Linked DNA regions of Homo sapiens: region 2 is linked to region 1. A link is a contact called in ENCODE Hi-C or POLR2A ChIA-PET data. All regions are on one chromosome and are shown on one strand. The core of a region is the stretch at or near the end of the contact, and the rest is flanking DNA. Distances in the headings are between cores, read along the strand shown.

Region 1 (5,870 bases), core at 1,007-3,506:
AAGAAGGCAAAGGAAAGACATGGTTACTCTCTTCAGATATTTGAAAAGCTCTCAAGTGGAAAAGGTAGTTAGATTTGTTCTGTATTACCCCAGAGGGCAAATTAAGGTCAATGATTAAAAAGTAAAAGGAAGCAGATTTTAGCTCACCAAAAGAAAGAGTATTCTAAAAAACCAACAAACGACAACAACAAAACAAACAACAAAAAACTCCAACAGAATGCAACAATAGTGGAAAAACAGTGACCTCTGTCTTTGAAGTGATGAAAGCAAATGGCATAAGCCTCTAGAATCCCTTCCAACGTAGAGTTTCTAATTCTCCACGTACACCAGCAATATAAGCTTTTTTCCTAGACACTGTCTTCAATAGGTAGGAGGGCAGAGGAGATAGCATGGAGCTCCTTAAGATGGAAGAGAGAGGGAGAGGAGAAAGTCCCTGAAAGGCAAGAGGAGATGGGTAGTTCTGAAGACAAATTTTCTTGCTACAGTTTTGGCTAATGCCTCTTCTAGTCAAAGAAAGCAGCTAACTGCAATAAGTAGGGTAATGTTTAAAAAAATTAATAATAAGCAAAATTATTTGGCATGTGGGGGAAAGCCACATCTTTTTGAAAGTTGTTACAGTACTTAAAAGATCTGCAATCACACATCTGTTTTCTTGTTTGGTTTACGGTTGAAGGAATGGGAACAGAAGACTCCATGAAATTGAATGACACTTCACATTGATAAGCATTTCTGAAACAATATGGTAGCAATTTGAGGAATACATTACATTCTCAAGCTGCATAAAGAAAGAGCAAAGAATATAACCTTTAATGCTTAATTTTAATAGATAATCTTACTTGTTACAAATACAGCATTTCACAATGAAAGCCTGTGCTTCAGTTCAGTAATACGATAAGACATGGCTTGTAAAAATGAGAATTGAGTTTAACTATGCTTGTGTTTTATTTTTCATTTATCATTGTGAATTGCTTCTAAATAAGATTGTCTTACTTTATTAATTTGCATAATTACTGAAAAATACCATGTGATTCCAAATAACAAGCTTCTGAGAATATCATCTCAGATTTACTGTGACATTATTCTGAAAGTGACAAAACTTGATACACAATTAAGAGTAAAAGTGTATAAGCTCATTTTGTTGCCTTTGAGTCTTCAAAATATAAAGAGGTTATGTGGATTATACAATGAATTTTTGTGCTCAGATGCTGAACAGCTTGAAAGCCAAAAACAACTGGTAAGTATGATAATATTGTAAAGTAACAATAAGCCTGGTTTTGACAGATAGGAGCCAGGTGGAGTTTTTTGTTTTTGTTTTTTTAATTGAATCAAGACTCTTGAAGAAAGATGAGACAAGTCTCCAATGAAAATCTAAAAATACTTGTTCAAATGTATTTGTATTTTTTGAATAGCACCCTTTCAAATTAGCTTGACAGTCTCTGGTCCCAGTCAGAAAATCCTGATGCCCTGTTTGAGTTCAACCAGTCAGCAAGTACAAACATTTCACTCAGCTGGATCTTCAAAAACGTGGGCGAGGTGGAAAACATGGATATGGATAAAAAGCTGCAAGCCGTATATTCACTATCACACATTGTTTAAAGAGCCAAGTAGTAAATGCTCCTCTTTAGGTGGAGGCTGCTCAAATACAACAAGGCTCACTGATAAAATAAATCCCGTGGCCTGTCTTGGGCAAGCTGATGAACAGGGCCCCTGACTGTCTTCCCTAACATCCCAGGGATAGCAGCAGAACAAAAGCAGAGACAAAAGCCACACCTCTTTCTCCTGCCTCCCACATCCTCCTCTTAATCATTTGAAACTGAAAGTTTGGTAACGGCAGTCCTGCCTAAAATATTGCTTGTTTACTTAAGATGACATTCCAGAAGCTGAAAAGTGGTAATTACAATCCTGCTCTCCTTTCTTTCGAGTCATGACTTCAGTAAATTTGTGACTTTCATGAGAAAGGAACATCGTGGCTGAAGAATGATATATAAAATAAAAACCTTTGTATCCTATGCAGAATCTTGGCAGGAGAATTGTATTTTTTCTAGTAATTAACTGGGTGACACTGATTCTCTTAAAAGGTCTCAGTATTGTTTCACGCACTCCAGCCTTCAGTCTCCAACCAGATGAAGAATCTTATTTGTCTGTTGTTGGGTCAAAAGATGTTCCCCACAGCTGTTGGGAATCTTATTGCCTGGGTAAAATAACAGGGCATATTTCACAGGAACTGTTCATGTGGGCTGTGAGCTTGTTGTGAGGCACAAGGCCAACAGCTGGATGGAAATGGCAGGTTCTGGGCCAGCTGAAACTCTCTGCTTTCAAGTTTTGCGTGTTGTGCACATACACATAAACACACACACACAGACACACACACACTTACACGACCAGCCTGGGAATGTTAAACAACTCCAGATTTATTTTTTAATATGAACGAAAATGTCTAGTGTGACCTAGAGGATTGGCAGAACCAGGCAAGCCTACTCTCTCACCACAGGCTGGAGGCGTCTGGGCCAGGCCTAAGAAGTGGCTGCAGACCATGGAGATGAAGGGTTTGTGAGGGCAGGCTCATCTCCTCAGCAGGGTGATGCAGAAAGGAAGGAAAAATAATGCAAAGCAACTTAGCCATCATAGCATCTGAATGATTATCTAGCCAAACTCATACTTTTTAAGAAAAGGAAACTGAAGCCCAAAGTACACAGTGAACCAAAAGGAACCATTTCCTAATTAGGTCCCGGTTAAGGCCTTCAGAGAGTCTAGTAAACTCTAAAAGGATTGTGGTGTCCACCAGTATGTCATTCAGTACAAAACATTAAACAGTCTAATGAGGTAGTATAACACTGATTTTTTCCCACTAGGGTTAACTTAAAATATGTTTTTGGAAGTATTTCATGTCACATGCTTTCAGAAATAGTTTCTCCTATCATTAGACACCCCCTAGTGTGCTGGTGCTCCGAGTCTACGCTTATCTTGCCTATTGAGAATCCAGCTTTTCTTCTGACCCCAGGGCTGAGCAATTTCCACACCCTTGTAACCTTCCTCATCCTCTATCCTTGAGTGATGGACTGCCTGGACTGGCAGGTTCTGGCAGGTTCCCCTTTCCAGTCTGCATCCAGGGGCAGGGAGGAGAGGGAGGGAGAGCGCCTTCACATTAGCCATGCCAGGTAGCTGCTCAGCCTCCTCTAGAAAGTGCCAGGGAGGACAATACATTCTCTCCTAGGATGGTCTGTTCCGTTTCCAGACAATAGCTCTGATTCTTAGAAAGTTCTTTCCTGGGTTAATTTGGAGTGGTCTTGCTATAGCCTCCACTTCATAACATTGGGCTTTGAGGCCCATGGACAGAACTTTACATTCATCTTACTGAATTGTGTTTGTTATTAAAACCACAAAGATATTTGTAGATCTTGTCTACCATATTACCATCCTTCCCTATTTATTTATTTATTTAAGACAGGGTCTTTCTCTGTTGTCCAAGCAGGAATGCAGTGGTGTCATTATAGCTCACTGCAGCCTTGAGGCTCAAGTGATCCTCCCACCCCAGCCTCCCAAGTAGCTGGAACTACAGGCATGCACCACTACATCTGGCTAATTTTAATAAAATTTTTGAAGAGATGAGATTTTGCTATATTGCCCAGACTGGTCTCTGGCCTCAAGTGATCCTCCAACCTCAGCCTCCCAAATTGCTAGGTTTACAGGCATGAGCCACCGTGCCTGGCCTTCGCAATGTTAATTCAGCACCAGTATAATAATCATCTCTTCATTATCATCATATATGTCACTGACAAAAAGGTAGGAAAACATAAAACAGTAAGAAATATACATGCTTGTTGCTTTAAACATTTTTAAGTAAACATTGATCTATTAATCACCTGCCTTAGAGTAAATTTTTCTGTAAGTTGCAAATATATCTATTACAATACCTTATTCAGAGGCTCAGATGTGCTGTCCCGCTAAGATGTAAGCTCAGTGTCTAGTACAGTGCCTGGCCCATAGAATATGTCTCATAAATGACTATGAACCACTAGTATTCTCTTAGGGATCCTGTGCTGGTTACTAGTGATCACTATTTCTTTGTCTACTAAGTACATAAAATCTATTATCTTCAGAGTCTATTCTAAAAGTTTCCCATAACACCCACTTATCTATAGTTTTAGAGTATTAATACTTTTTTCTCCCTCAAAAATTGCAACTGTATTTGCCCCCATTTGCTGGTTCTTATTGTACACATGGTGTCTTAGTTAACTACTAATAATATTTCAGCTATTTAATGTGTAGTCTGTCTTAGGGTACCAAGATTTCATTTATAAAGTCAAGAGAATGTAAATTCATTTAGAACAGTCAATTCTGCTCATTTAAATGAATATTTCCAAAGCCTATTCTGTGCTAGGCTCTGTATTGACACTAGGGATATAAAAGCCAATTTGATATAATCCCTGCCTTCACAAGGCTTCTAGTCCAGGGAGGAAAAATCAGAAGGTTTCAACACAATGTATGAAACATATTGGAGACATCCAGAGAGGGTAAGGGGTGACAGCCAAATATTAAGAGGAAATAATACATGGACGTAAGCTTGAGGGATCAACAGAAATTCACTGCACCAAAAAGCAAGAGGAATGCATTTTGAGGGGAAAAACAGAATGAACAAAAAGCACAGAGGTGTGAATTTGCATGAAATGTGCAGAGGCTAGAATGTTCTAGAGTAAAGCATGTTTTAAGTTCAGAGCCACGGGAGATGATGCTGGAGAGCTGGAGCGTTGGCCACAGAAGGCCTTGCTCACCATGGGAAATAGTGTGGACTTATTGGAGATAAATGGAGAGATGTTAGAGGCAGAACCATTGTGCACTATGTGATGATGGATTTATTATAAAAAAGTAGAGCCAATACAATTGCAGGAGTCGCTGGGGAAGTGAGCATCCAGGCAGAAGTAGGAGGAACAGAAAGATCATCCACCAAGCACAGTCATTCACCAAAGTGGGATTTCAGGGGGGAGGTTTAAGGGGTTATCTAAGGAAGCAGGGCTTCTTTGATGTGACTGCTTCAGGGAGTCACCCTCAAATGACTGGTTGTGGTCCTAGGGCAGCTGTTGGTCCAGGGATCAGTTGGGAAGAGTTGCTGAAGGGAAAGGGGAGGGAGAGTGACGACAGCCTGGAACCTGTTGGCACCTTTAATTCTGTCTGCCTCTGCATCTAACTACAAAGACTCTCAATGAACAATGGCTGCTGCTTCACTTCTGCCTTCCAAGTCCACAGTCTTGTACACATTCCTCTCTTGCCAACTCTAACTCATTACATACAGAGAAGGAGACTCTAAATAAGTGTAGGTTAGTCTAACAGTATAAACTTCCACAGTCAAGAAGAGGGGAAACAGAGATGCATCCAAAATATTCCAGAAGAAAGGCCCAGGGAGAAAGACACTGCTGGTACAACACTACTCACAACTCTCCAGCAAAGCCAGGAATGCTACAGGATTCTTGACGCTTTCTGCACCATGAAAAACCTCTGATGACTTGCTCAAGCCTCAAAGGGATAAAGTTAACTGATTGGCCAAGCCATGGTCACCCGCCTGTGCTAGCTGCCAGAGAGAAGAGGAGAGGAAATATCTGCTTCACTTTGGCTTCCATAGAGGGAGACAGGGTTCTTCATTCCTTCTATTTAGGAATTTTCCCTTCAAATAGGAAGGTCGTTTGGATGCTGCAGAAGAATGACAGTGAAGACAAATATCCATAGTCCCTGGTCAGATTTAAATATTAGAAAAGAAACAATCTCACAAGTGCATAGAGGATAGATTTTGCTAAGGCTCTCTCTCCCAATATGTATGAGGGTAGGTTGAAGTAAGAATGCATCTTCACATTTCAACAGCTTAAAAAACAAGAAGG
Region 2 (5,870 bases), core at 1,771-4,270, 51 kb after region 1:
GTTCAAAATGGGTTCTGAAAGGACCAAAATAAAGACTGTCACAGGGGAATTCTGAGATTTTAACATTCCCATGTCTCTCATGCAGTCTTTAAAGAACACTGTGAAGAATGCCATATATGGGTAAACAGTTGTCCTTATTTGGGTAATACGGAGGTACCCTCTTGCTGGTTTTTTTTCTAAAAAAATGTGGGCTCTCTCAATCAGCCAAGTTAAACTTCTGGTTCACCTATTTCTTTCTACATCCTTTTGCTGAAATCTTTCTTCCATTCTTGGAAATCTCTCCTATTCTTCACCACAAATATGCATGCAACCCCAAATTCCAAGAGCCAGCTTATACCTCACTGACTTCAAGGTGCCTGCCTTCCCTAAGTCATGCTATCATATTGTGATCACATCTTCAGTGCAAAACTGTCTTCCCCCTCAAGGAGTGTGATACGGTTTGGCTCTGTGTTCCCACTCAAATCTCACACTGAATTGCAATTCCTTCCCAGTGTTGGGGGAGGGATGAGGTGGGAGGTGATTTGATCATGGGGCAGATTTCCCCCTTGCTGTTCTCACGATAGTGAGTGAGTTCTCAGGAGATCTGGTTGTTTAAAAGTGTGTAGCACTTCCCCTTTAGCTCTCTCTCATGCTCCACTACATAAAGATGTGCCTGTTTTCCCTTCGCCTTCTGACATGATTGTAAGTTTCCTGAGGCCTCCTCAGCCACACTTCCTGTACAGCCTGTGGAACTATAAGTCAATCAAATTTGTTTTCTTCATAAATTACCCAGTCTCAGGTAGTTCTTTATAGCAATGTGTGAACAAACTAATGCAGAGTGATATTGGATTTTTGAGAATTTGCCCTCCTTCACATACATGTTGTATTGTTTTTGCTATCACTCCCACAATGGAGTGGCATGTAGTACTCATAGAATATAGATACTTAGCAAATAAATACGGCTGATTTTAACTGAAGCAAGGAAGAGAAATCTCTTCTGTAACTAATAGGAAATTAGAAGGTTTCCACTGACCTGAAATCAAATCATTCAGTCCAAATAGAAATCTTCCATATGTCTTAGAAACCTGGGGAAATGGGCTTATTATTTATAAATTTGCAGTATTTCACAAATGCACAGTAAATTTCAGCTTATAATTAAACAATCATAAGAGAATTTCTTCACCAATATATTTGTTCACTCTTTAACATTTGTACTTGACCTCCCTACCTCTTACAGCAAATTTATATGTTTAAATAATTTAATTTTAAAATTAAATAATAAATAGCAGAAAAATTCTTTGAAGGATTTACCTGTACTCAGTGTCTAATTCCTCTCCTCCAATCATTAGTCAAGTTAGTTGGAGGAATGCGGCTGCCTTTTCATCAAGTTCCTGATAACATTCAGGTCTATGAAAGGGAAGGGGTGTGTAGGGGGATGAGAAGCCGGTGTGGGGAAGGCAGCAGGATACAGCTATTTATGAGCCTGGGCACACTTGGAAAACAGTCTCATGCATGACCTTACAGCCAACACTCTTATGGGGAGCACTTATGACACTCATCAGTGTCTCATTTATGACAGTACCACTGAGGAATATCAGTACGTTCAACTCTTTCATCAAACTCTTTCCATCAAACTGTTAAACTGAAGGTATGTTCAAACCTTTCATCAAACTGCAGAAGAAAAACCATATGTATGGAGAAATAAGTGACTAAATTCAACTAAAGTAAGTACAATGAAGACATAGACAACACCATCTATTAATGTATTCTGTCCATGGCACCTAGTATAAAAACATGTATTAGGTGATCAGTGCATATTGATTGGGTCATGAATATAAAATTCATTGTTTCCATTCAGAAATTGGAAAACATTCTCCATAAACGCGGATGAACAGTAGAAAGTCATCCAACATGATCCCATTCATGCATCTCTCATGCATATGCATCCTCACTAACTCTTTCTGCTGTCATTGCTAACCTGGGACCCCCACTCCCACCCCTCCTTCTCCAAGCCAGACGCACCTGCTACCCTGGGCACTCACTGCTGCTGCCATGTCTTGCTGTGTAATGCCATTGTCAACCTCCCTGCCTGGTGTGCGTGCCATTCTCCTTCACCGGAGGAAGGAATGTTTAATTATTTTTAATCAGTGGACATGGCATCTTGCTAGACAGCGACACTTGGGGGATCCAACACCATCTGCCTTCCACCAGGCGCCAGCTGCTCTGGTAGATGTCGGTAGAACACCTTAGGACATAGCCTTCTGCTGCCAGGTGCCTACAAGCGGCTGCCACTCGGCACCATCTCCAACATGAGCTGCCACTTGGGCTCATTCCCTGTCATGGTTTGCCTCTCATCCCTGCACTCTTTCAGGCAGGTTCTCCACAGCCCCAGCTCCCAGAACATTTCCCAAACAACCCAGTAGCCTGCCAGTAATCATAGGGTCCAAACATAAATGTTACCCTAACCCAAATGGCCACGGATCTTTCCATCACCATTAGTCAACCTAATGGATCTGCTGACTTCAGTCCCACAGAGAACGGCCACTGACTTCACAGCAGGCAGACCCATGGAGAGCAAGGGTCAGCCAGCTACTGAGCATTTAAAACAGTGGGGAAGGAAAAGGGGAGGGAAATGCCTCTCAGATAAATCACCGGAGCTGTCTGGGGTGAGCAGTGCCCGTGGTAAGTGAGCTCCTGCAAGTTCCTGTCACAGACCTGTCCCTTCCACCTCCTACCCTTAAGGCAGTTCCTGCAGCTCTCACAGCTGTGCCCACACTTTCACTCCTGCAAAGAACGTCTCATTGGCTTCAATTGCTTTAGCGGCTCAGCGTGGTCCCTGTCGGGAGCACTTGTCACCTCCTTCCCAAGCAGCCCGCTTGACACCCAACCTAATTCCTACTTGGTGAACCAAGCCCCCAAGGTTCCTTTCACCCCCACCCCTGCCCCCCATTTTGTGAAGAGCCAAATTCAGCAGCTCCAATCTCAGCTTTATTTTCATGCAAAGTGAAAGAGCTCAGCCACCCGGCACTGGCTGAAGGGTAGATAAAAGCCCCAGCTGTGCCTGCTCTGGGAGTCACTTTCACCTCCAGCAGGAAAGCAAACTGTTTTTGTGCCTGAGGGAAATTATGGAGCCTCACACTTTCATCCAGAGACGGACAAAGGGGAGGTCAGGTGCTGCATCTGCCAGAAATGGGGACGTGTGAAATGTGATTAACCCAAGGAGAAGCCACACAGAGCCCGGCTGGGGCCTCTCCTGTCCCTGTGTGTTTCCCAGTGTCAGAAGCAGGCAGAAGAGTAAACAAAAGCATTAAATAAATATTTTTCCGTTTAACCCATGTGTTAATACAGATTTTTACAACCTCGACAGCACTGACTGAATCAATAGTTGCAAGTATTAGCCTGAATAATGAAGGAAGTAGTGTACATCTGTTGATTTCTCTGCATTTGTGAAAAGAAGGGGGGTGGGGGGGTGAGGAGGGGAAGAGATTCCAGAATGAGCGTGTAATCACATTGTACCCTGCCTGTCCGCAGCACAGCTAAGCCTATCGGGCCCATCAGATGAACTCGCTAATGCTATTTCTCAGGCTAAATACAAACCGCTGGTGCCTGTAGAATTAAACTCATCAATAGCTAAGCTCTCCTGCATTTACAGGAAGACACAAATAAAATTCCTACTGATATGCCCATCAGAGTGGGAAGTTATCTGTCTCTTTCGAACAGACTTTCTGTAAGAGCTCTGTGTGGTAAATGAAGCTACCAGTACATTTGTCTCTTTGTCAAAATAAATAATGCCAATTTCATTTTTGAACAGTGTGCTTGGGCTGTATTCATTATTGTGTTAGGGTTTTGTTTCCGCCAAAACAGCCCTCCCCAGCCCTGCTGCTTGGACAACTTGTCTCTGATTAGGGATGTGTGCTGAAAACGGAAACTGTTTGAAATTAACTAGAGACGTATTAAATAATCACAAAAGAAATTCCGGTAAAAAATAGAGTCAGTTATCAAAAGATTAACACGGTTCTTTGTTCCGTTTTTTTTTTTTTTTTTAGACAGGGAGGGGAAGCAATTTTCAAGACAGACACCAATGCTTTAAAAGGATTTTTCAGAGGTGAATTACTTAATCCTTCGTGACTAAGGAAATCTTTGTGTGCACTACAGAGGATGGGAGCAAAGCAGGAAAAAATGTACAATATTGAAAAGTGAAAATATAATATTTGGCACACTGCAAACATATAAGTTAGAAGGCCTGTGAGGTGTTTGATACCTGCATCAAATCTTGATTCCTCTCCTATAGGAAGAAGAGGCAGATATTTTCTCGAATATTCCTAAAGGATTAACATAATCAGCTATTGAGTGCCACTGCAGCTACTTCACAAAAATGTAGTTAAGGCGGCACTTATCTGGCAGTGGGAAACTCAGCTCTGAGAGAAGGCACTTCATATATTAAGGCTTTAAATGGTATTTTTTAGGGCACTCTTCACTAAGCAAGAGCTGCTCTGGAGGTTGAGAGGGGTGTAGCATCCACAGGGCTATTCAGCTCAGTGGAGCCAGGCATAGGAGAATCTCCCTGTGCCTGCACAGGGCTACCAGAGAAGGCTGAGAAGCAGTTCACCTCCAAGGAAGTTCCCATCTGATTCTGTGGAGGGAGGGACTGGTTGAAAGGCACAGAACCCAGACTTCCAGAAAAGCCAGCTCAAAATAGGATTAACCTTTGTTAAAGGAGGGCTGTGAATTGCTAATACCCTTTAAAACCTGGATGTGCCCATGTCTCTGGGGAAACTTCTCCTGATGAGGTAAGCCAAATTGTTCCTGATCAATATCTTCTTTTTCTGTATGACTTAACTCCAGCCACGGAGATTTTAAGGGGCCTTTGCACCAGCCAGAGCTCTCTCAAGCAGGTGAATCAATTGGGTTGCTTTAGTACAGAAGGCTGAAAGGGCTAGTCCCCATGAGAAGGTCAAGTTAGTCTCTCAGGTGGGCTGATGGGCCACAATGGGGCAGAGACAGGAAAATCAGAGGACTTGGGCTGAGCCAGGTAGGTTTGGAGTGGAGAGAAGCATGTCCTTAGGAACAGAGATTTGTACTTGAACTAGCTTTAAAAGTTTGACTACTTTCCTTCTACTCATTTTATGAGCAATATATATTCTGAGTGATCATCATACATATTCTGTAATTTTTCACTTAGAAAAATAGCTTTTGCATTTCATACAGCTTCTAATTCCAAAATTAGTTCAACATCTAGCAGTGAATGTAGAAATATATACCCCTTTTGGAGACATACTTAGGGCTGGTATTGATTTATGCTGTACCATGATTTTAGTCTTATGGGATAATCACCTTGTCAAGGCTATATTTATTGTTGTGGCTATTAAATCACATTAATTCCTTGGCGATTACATGAGATAAAGCATCCACAAACTGCAGCAGTGACAGAATTCAGTTTTTCTCCCTAAATAAACTCAATACAAAGATAGCCATGTCCTAGTTTTTCAATGGCATTCCAACTTTTTTTTTTTTTTGCATATCTTACTGAGCATTAGAGTTGCAGCTTGTGCTTTGCCACAGATTTGAACTCTGGTGTAAAAGCCCCTTGAGGGAGAAGAAGAATCATGGAGACAAGTGCTAATGGCAACACCGCACAGAAGCAAATTGCCTATCAAATAGGACAACTTAGTGTCACAGAAACATTTGCAGGGGAGAAAAAAGGAGGAAGCAGAAATGATTCAATACTGGCTGCCCTTGATTAGGTTGCTTTCAGTAAATTTGTATGGAAATGTAAATTATCTCTAGTACATGAGGAGTTTACAATAACATTGTCTAGACCTAACTTTTCTTAAAACTCCCATGGTGGTGAGAAAATTAGGGTCGTGCTGTGAAGGAGTTTCTTACATTGG

What was found. A loop is a pair of places that touch in the nucleus more often than their neighbours do. ChIA-PET counts read pairs that join two places held with the same protein, here RNA polymerase II (POLR2A). Pooled maps may share reads with other maps.
Region 2: a map of heart right ventricle shows a loop between it and region 1 (7-fold over the local background). The contact joins two enhancer-like sites. A Hi-C loop is called at or near these places in 3 of 168 maps with a recorded cell type or tissue (heart right ventricle, sciatic nerve and tibial artery) and 1 of 50 pooled maps. POLR2A ChIA-PET finds 5 or more read pairs at or near these places in 1 of 52 experiments (activated B cell).

The regions. Positions count from the first base shown.
Region 1 is chr1:83,639,740-83,645,609 of GRCh38, forward strand. The region is part of intron 2 of LINC01725 (long intergenic non-protein coding RNA 1725); the gene reads right to left. Among named protein-coding and RNA genes, the nearest start is that of LINC01712, 200 kb to the left of the region's middle. Within about 2 kb of position 2,257, at least 4 of the 41 ENCODE cell types and tissues checked have a DNase peak (open chromatin) inside an H3K27ac peak, as active enhancers do; they include heart right ventricle, where a contact is called at or near this core.
Region 2 is chr1:83,690,056-83,695,925 of GRCh38, forward strand. All of the region lies in intron 2 of LINC01725 (long intergenic non-protein coding RNA 1725), which reads right to left. Among named protein-coding and RNA genes, the nearest start is that of LINC01725, 170 kb to the right of the region's middle. RefSeq lists enhancers at 2,217-2,751, 2,752-3,287. Within about 2 kb of position 3,021, at least 7 of the 41 ENCODE cell types and tissues checked have a DNase peak (open chromatin) inside an H3K27ac peak, as active enhancers do; they include heart right ventricle, where a contact is called at or near this core.